3 separate regions of the Homo sapiens genome follow, and regions 1 and 3 are each linked to region 2. A link is an interaction called in ENCODE POLR2A ChIA-PET data of the cell type or tissue named here. Cell type or tissue: MCF 10A. All regions are shown on one strand. Region 1 overlaps MARK2 (microtubule affinity regulating kinase 2). Region 2 overlaps ATL3 (atlastin GTPase 3). Region 3 overlaps RTN3 (reticulon 3).

The links. ChIA-PET counts read pairs that join two places held together with the same protein. Peaks named below come from ENCODE experiments on the same cell type or tissue, not always from the same donor. Only the 100,000 strongest peaks of a DNase experiment are listed, where the experiment ranks them.
Region 1: POLR2A ChIA-PET joins it to region 2 with 5 read pairs; 3 of 35 experiments call an interaction of 5 or more read pairs at or near these places.
Region 3: POLR2A ChIA-PET joins it to region 2 with 5 read pairs; 4 of 35 experiments call an interaction of 5 or more read pairs at or near these places.

The regions. Positions count from the first base shown.
Region 1 is chr11:63,867,758-63,870,257 of GRCh38, reverse strand. All of the region lies in intron 1 of MARK2 (microtubule affinity regulating kinase 2), which reads right to left. Among named protein-coding and RNA genes, the nearest start is that of MARK2, 30 kb to the right of the region's middle. RefSeq lists an enhancer at 312-531. In MCF 10A, no CTCF peak of the experiment used is centred here; no DNase peak of the experiment used is centred here.
Region 2 is chr11:63,666,917-63,669,416 of GRCh38, reverse strand. All of the region lies in intron 1 of ATL3 (atlastin GTPase 3), which reads left to right. Among named protein-coding and RNA genes, the nearest start is that of ATL3, 3.2 kb to the left of the region's middle. In MCF 10A, no CTCF peak of the experiment used is centred here; a DNase peak (open chromatin) is centred at 1,306.
Region 3 is chr11:63,749,799-63,752,298 of GRCh38, reverse strand. It overlaps RTN3 (reticulon 3), which reads right to left. Exons shown (of 9, transcript NM_001265589.2): 4 at 2,101-2,308. Among named protein-coding and RNA genes, the nearest start is that of ZFTA, 18 kb to the left of the region's middle. In MCF 10A, no CTCF peak of the experiment used is centred here; no DNase peak of the experiment used is centred here.

The DNA.
Region 1 (2,500 bases), 200 kb before region 2:
ACAAAAATACAAAATACAAAATAAATCATCATTCCCTAGGGCCTCTGGCACCTCTATGGGCATAGTCTCCGGCAGGATTTCAGAGGTGCTCTCCAGTGTGCAGAATTGGGGCCTGCTACCCTTCCACTTGTCCTTTCCCAGCTTGCCTTCTGCCGTTGAGGGCTGCAGCCAGCCCCTCTGAAGTGATGGCAATGGGGGCACGCTGCCAAGGGCATAAGATCCATTCTAGACCCAGCTCTGCGCAAACAATTTATGTCACCTTGGGCAAGTCATTCACCCTCCTGGGACTTTTGTTTCCATGCTTATAAAATGAGGCACCGGAGACGAGCCCTGAGTGTCTTCCTGTATGGATGCGACAGCCCTCAGTGCCTCTGTGCTCACAAGCCTTCCAGCCCTCTTCAAGACCACAGCAGGAAGTGGGCATCGTCTGCATGTCCTGAAGATCGCTTCCTGACCTTGACTTATGTCAAGACAACCTGCCTAAAAGTCTGGCTCCGGAAGTAAACCTCACCTAACATGCCTAAACACCAAGATGGAAAATCTCTTCCACCTAAGGCTGAAAAAATTAAAAGCAACCTAGGTAGACAACTCCAGAAATCAGGGTACTAAGCAGTAGCACACCTCAGAAACATGACAACCCTGAACTCAGGGTGCCCTCAAGAAGGATCATCTCCCTCCCTAGACTTCATTTACTCACAATTTACAAGCTCCCGGCCCCTCCCAGACTCTCCACATACCATAAAAATGTGGCCACAAGGCGCAGGGAAAGGCACAGTCTATTTCCAACAGGCCCCAGGGCTCTGCAGCCTTAGTTTGAGCAGCCCGGACTAGGCACAGCTCCTGTTAAGGTAAGTGGCACACCTAGTTCCTAGCACTTGCCCCCACCTGCAGCATGATTCTCTCAGCTCGGCGAGTCTGCAGGCTTCCAGGTGGGGAGCTGCCTGCCTGCCTGCCGCGAGCAGGTAATCCATGAAGAGAAACTGAGTTGGCAAAGCCTAGCAAGCAGCAGTTTCAGCCTCCCTGCCCAGGGTGGGGGTGGGTGGGGTGAGGGGGGAGCAGGGAGGCAGATACAGGCAGACCAGTTTAACAGGTCCTTATTTCCACCACCCCACACAGCTGGTGCCTTCTTCACCAGTTCAATAAAAGGAGATTCAAAAGTCAGATGACACTTTCATACCACACATCACAAAGACCAGAATCAAGGAAGAAGAAAATGGTCATCCTTCTCACTCTTCCCTCACTCACAGTGGCCTCGGAAAACATGGTCCCTAGTCTCACAGTTCATGGGTCAATCAGGAAAAGCGACTGATCTGCTCTGAGATGCTCAAAGGAAAATCTGGGTCCTCACCATCATCAGGCGCTGAGCTGGTGTGAAATCAGTTCTTCCCGTGCCATGCTCCTGGGCTTTTCTCCCACTATAAATAACTCCAGCCTTCTGACAGACCACATGATCTCTCCAACGCTGGACAATATTCCCAACACTAGTGTTCCTCTGCCCACCCATCAAAAAAGAGGCAAGACTGAGCCCACTGTAACCAGGAGCAACAACGCAGGCAGACACGTTGGTGTCAGGGGCAAGGACAGAACTCAGCAAAGCCAGGAGGGCTTGGCTCTCTGGCTCTGGTCCCCACTCCAGGAAGCCAGACGATTTCCTCAGCAGTGCATCCTCCCTGTGGTTTCCTCTCCGAGTTCTTAACACAATCCAGCAATGGTGTAAATTTTCTCCCTCATCTTCTCATCCTGAAAAAGCACTTCTCTGTAGTCATTACCACACCTACTTAAGATACTGGTTAAGACTTGTGACTTACACAGCCAAAGAATCAGATAGACTGATATCAGACTTACAAATCAATATGGACACACTTCCCTAAGGGTAACTGTAATGGAGAATACCCATGTTACGATTTTTTTAAGTAATTTTTTTTTATTTTTTTGAGACAAGGTCTCAAGCAATCCTCCCACCTCTGCCTCCCAAGGAGCTGGGACTACAGGCCCGCACCACCACACCCAGCTAACTTTTCTATTTTTTATAGAGACAGGGTTTCGCTATGTTGCCCAGGCTGTTCTCAAACTCCTGGACTCAAGCAATCTGCCCACTTCTACCTCCCAAAGTGCGGGGATTACAGGCCTAAGCAACCACACCCAGCCTCATGTTACAATTTAAAAAAATTTTTGTTTCACAAATAATTCATTAAGAGGTGACCATGTGCAAAGTACTCCAACAGTTTCTGGGTGTCCGAAGTGATACAGAGAAGGATAAGATACAGTCCAGCCTTCAAAGAAGGTAACAATCTAGTAGGAGATAAGCACAAATCACACAATCCAGTGTGGGACCCAAATCCACGAACTGAAGTTATGGTCAGCCTATTCCCCCAATTTACTGTCTATGGCTTTTGTTTTTTTTTCAGAGGAACAGTGGGCTAAGAGAGATCTGAAGATCCCTGTGTCACTTCCAGCTAGGACCTGGCTTTCCATGAATGCGGATGCCTGCCCACGGCGT
Region 2 (2,500 bases):
ATTACAGGCGCCCTCCACCGCGCCTGGGTAATTTTTGTATTTTTAGTAGAGACGGGGTTTCACCATGTTTGCCAGGCTGATCTTGAACTCCTGACCTCAGGTGATCCTCCTAGCTCGGCCTCCCAAAGTGCTGGGATTGCAGGTGTGAGCCACGGCGCCTGGCCCAGTTGCGTGGTATTTCGATTGTCAGAACACCTTAGATATATTTCACAGCTGAAGTATGTTAACAGATTAGAAGACAGGCTTTCCTGGTATAGTAGGCGCTAATTAGGAAATCCTTACTTGGCCGGGAGCTGTGGTTTACTCCTGTAATCCCAGCATTTTGGGAGGCTGAGGCAGGTGGATCACCTGAGGTCAGGAGTTCAAGACCAGCCTGGCCAACATGGTGAGACGCCCCCCCCCACCCAAAAAAAAATTAAAAAAAAGTTAGCCAACGTGGTGTTGCAGGCCTGTAGTTCTGGCTACTCAGGAGGCTGAGGTGAGAGGATGGAGTGAGCCCAGGAAGTTGGCTGCAGTGAGCCTTTTTTTTTTTCTTTTTTCTGCAGTGAGCCTTGTTCTTGCCACTGCACTCCAGCCTAGGCAACAGAGTGAGACCTTGTCTCAAAAAAAAAAAAAAAAAAAAAAAAGGAACACAGCTAATTCAAACCTTTGGTGGCATTCTTATTCTTAGGAAAGAGATACAAAAGTGTTACTGAGCTCATTCCATTAAAAAGGTTTTTTTCCTCCACTTGTGATATAGCCTGGCATCATTTTCAGATTCAGCCCTCTCCTTGGATTTTCTGAATCTTCAGTACCATTTAGTCATAGATAATTTTTGTAAACCTATGAAGCATTACACAATCCTTAGTCAACAACAAAAAATATGGTTTTGTTCAGCCTTCTGTGCTATGGCGAAAAGATTTTCTACAACAGACAAATATAAAATTTGCCCAGTATTCTGGTTAATTAGATTTAAATAGTATTTTCACTGAAACAGCCTTAAGCGTATTGCAGTGTATCTACTGGCACAATCACTGCCTTAAGACAAAACGGTATATAAAAGCACCCACCCCTCCACCACCAGAAGGAACCACACCCAGCAGTTCTAGAGTTGGCTAAGGTCTTAGTATACTTACTCTTGCCTGTGATGATGTTTTCTCTGGCTTTGTCAGTTAGAAACCTTAAAGACTGCCAGCAAGAACAAGGCATGAAAATGGTATGCCTCTGTTTTGGGTGTGTTGCTCTTGCCCTTTGGAGAATATGATATTTTATAAGGAGACTGGAAAACTCAGGTCATAACTTTACCCTGAGTCATACATGAATCTACTCAGCAAAGTGTTTCTGTGACTGGTTGGTTACTTTGTATTCAGAACTCTTTGAATGGTAAGGATAAACACCAAGGCTGACTCTACTCAGTGGTTCTTAACCTATGGTAATATTGCCTCTTCCTGCCCCTGGAGCATTTAGCAATGACTGGAGACGTTTTTTGGGTGTTAGAACCTGTTGTGGGGAGTGTTACTGGTATCTAGTGGGTAGAGGCCAGGGATGCTGCTCAATAGCCTGTAGTGCGTAGGATAGCCCCCCACAACAGTTGTGCAGCTCCAATGTCAATATGTCAGTAGTGCTGAGGTTGAGAAACCCTAGTCTACACTGTCATTTTTTTTTTTTTTTTTTGATACAGAGTCTCGCTCTGTCACCCAGGCTGGAGTGCAATGGCGCGATCTCAGCTCACTGCAGCCTCCATCTCCCAAGTTCAAGTGATTCTCCTGCTTCAGCCTCCCGAGTAGCTGGGACTGCAGTCATGCACCACCACGCCTGGCCAATTTTTTTGAATTTTCAGTAGAGTCAGGGTTCCACTATATCGGTCAGGCTGGTCTCAAACTCTTGGCTGCAAATGATCCATCCGCCTTGGCCTCCCAAAGTGGTGGGATTACAGGCGTGAGCCATTGCACCCGGCCCACTTCTCAGGAATCCTAAACTCTTGGGAGGCTGAGGTGGGAGAATCACTTGAACCTGGGAGGTGGAGGTTGCAGTGAGCAGGAATGACGCCACTGCTCACCAGCCTGGGCGACAGAGCAAGAATCTGTCTCAAAAAAAAAAAAATGCTTTCTAATTATACAAAGATTTTCAACATTTTCTACATACTTGAACTGATGAGTGATAGAATATTATCATGAGCTATTTACAGCAATGAAGTAGTCCCCATTATCTGAGGGGCATATATTGTAAGGCCCCCAGTGGATGCCTGAAACTGCTGATAGCACTGAGCCCTGTATACACTACGTTGATCAGTGAGAAGGCTACTAAATAACTAATGGGCATGGTAGCATATACAGTGTGGATACTCTGGAAAAGGGAATGATTCATGTCCCAGGCAGGATAGCACAAGATTTCATCATGGTACTAAGAACTGCGTTGCAATCTTAAGACTTACGAATTGTTTATTTCTGGAATTTTAAACATATGTTGTAAATTCACATAAATACATATGAATGATAGATGTAACAGTGGTCCAGCTGTA
Region 3 (2,500 bases), 83 kb before region 2:
AAGCACAGTAAAGAACTGACCTATGTTCTGTGTCACTTTTACTACCTCATTGGATATTCATGAAGGTAAATCCATTTATAAATAAGAGCCCAGAACACATAAAAACAAGGTACTTTTTTTTTTTTTTTTAGCAGTTTTAACATTAACATATCCTGGAGTTTCTAAAACTATATTTTGTTTATGCTAAAATTTTGCTGTTTTTGTTTTTTAAAAAAAACATTTTGGAAAACCACATTTGTATTTGTAATTAACAGCCCAGAACACATAAAAACAGGGTACTGGGGGTTTTTTTTAGCAGTTTTTTTATGAGATGGTGTTTTGCTCAGTTGCCCAGGTTGGAGTGCAATGGCACAATCTCAGCTCACTGCAAACTCCACCTCCTGGGTTCAAGATATTCTCCTGCCTCAGCCTCCTGAATAGCTGGGATTACAGGCACCTGCCACCTTGCCCGGCTAATTTTCATATTTTTAGTAAAGACGAGGTTTCACCATGTTGGCCAGGCTAGTCTTGAACTCCTGACCTCAAGCGATCTGCCTGCCTCAGCTTCCCAAAGTGCTGAGACTACATGCGTAAGTCACCGCACCTGAACTGCAATAAAATTTTTAATGCCACATAAAGTTGTAAGTTATTCCTTCTATTTCCACCAAGAGAAAATACAAGGAGCACAGGTGTGGCCAGAAACCTATTCTGTTGTAGTCCTGAGAGGTCACAGCAGGGTCTCCTTCTCTATGAAAAAAGAGCCTTCAAAAAACTGTCATTTGCTCACGTTAAAGTCAACATTGTTTATGGGGTAAGATTTTCAAGAGGAAAGTGTGAAGAAAACATTAGTTAAAGTTACAGCACAATCAAAAAAGCTAGAAATTGTATACTAGAAATGTAGTCAGAAGATTACTGACTTCATTAAGACCTCCAGCGTTAAGAAAACTAGTAAGAGATACGGAGGAAATCAGTAATAAACCAAGAATGAAAACACTGAGTTCTGGTATTACCAAAGCACAGACACAACAAGGTTTGAAAGTCATGTCAAGTCTTACCTATGTGGGGGATTAAACATGCACTTGGAACCCCATCTAACCGAGCGCTGCTCTAGGTGCTCTGCTTTCCCTGCCCTGCTCAAGAATTTAGAGTTGCCGGGCACGGTGGCTCATGCATAGTAATCCCATGCATGATTTGGGAGGCCGAGGCGGGTGGATCACGAGGTCAGGAGTTCAAGACCAGCCTGACCAATATGGTAAAACCCTGTCTCTACTAAAAATACAAACATTATGGTCGGGAGCGGTGGCTCACGCCTGTAATCCCAGCACTTTGGGAGGCAGAGGCGGGTGGATCACAAGGTCAGGAGTTCGAGACCATCCTGCCGAACATGGTGAAACCTTGTCTCTACTAAAAATACAAAAAAATTAGCCGGGCGTGATGGTGGGTGCCTGTAGTCCCAGCTACTCGGGAGGCTGAGGCAGGAGAATGGCATGAACCCAGGAGGAGGAGCTTGCAGTGAGCCGAGATTGCACCGCTGCACTCCAGCCTGGGCGACAGAGTGAGACTCTGTCTCAAAAACACACAAACAAAAAACAAAAAAAACAGCACTTTGGGAGGCTGAGGCGGGCGGATCACCCAAGGTCAGAAGTTTGAGACCAGCCTGACCAACATAGAGAAACCCCGTATCTAGTAAAAATACAAAATTAGCTGGGCATAGTGGCGCATGCCTGTAATCCCAGCTACTCAGGAGGCTGAGGCAGGAGAATCGCTTTCACCTGGGAGGCAGAGGTTGCGATAAGCTGAGATCGCGCCACTGTACTCCAGCCTGGGCAACAAGAGCAATATCCGTCTCAAAAAAAAAAAAAAAGAATTTAGAGTCTTCTTTGAAGGACTCCCTCTTTGAACTTCAAGTATGAGCCTCTAATTTGTCAAAAAGTTCTTGGCTTCTAACTTGGCCACTTCTTAAGGTGATTTCAAGGTCTCTAGGGGATGCTTCATGCCACCAATCAGCTGCATTAGGCCCCATAATTCTTGATTTTTAGTCAGGTCTGAGTTTTAGACCTATCAGCTTCAGTGAACCCTTCCACTAAAATGTAGAATGTTGCTTTTAAGACTTCAACTCACTTGAATGGATGGCCTTCTTCTGACTTCTGTACAGCTTGGATGACGGACTTGTAGATCCTGAAGCTGATGGTGACAGAGAGAAGAGCCAGGATGAGGTAAGAAACCACACTGATGACACTGAAAGCTGCCAGGGAAAGCAGCATGATCAGCGTGGTGCCAAAGACAAACCCAGTCTTCTTCACATCTCTCCAGAAAATCAGATCGTGCACTGACAAAAGAAAAGGGAATATAAGTTATAAGAAACATCCACAGCTACTATGTCTTGCATACCTGTGGAGCCTCACATTAGCACACAAATACAGGTATGCCCCACTTTAAGATAATCTGGTTTTGTTTTTTTAAAGAGATGGGGTCTCACTATGTTGCCCAGGCTGGCCTGGAACTCTTGGCTCAAGTGATC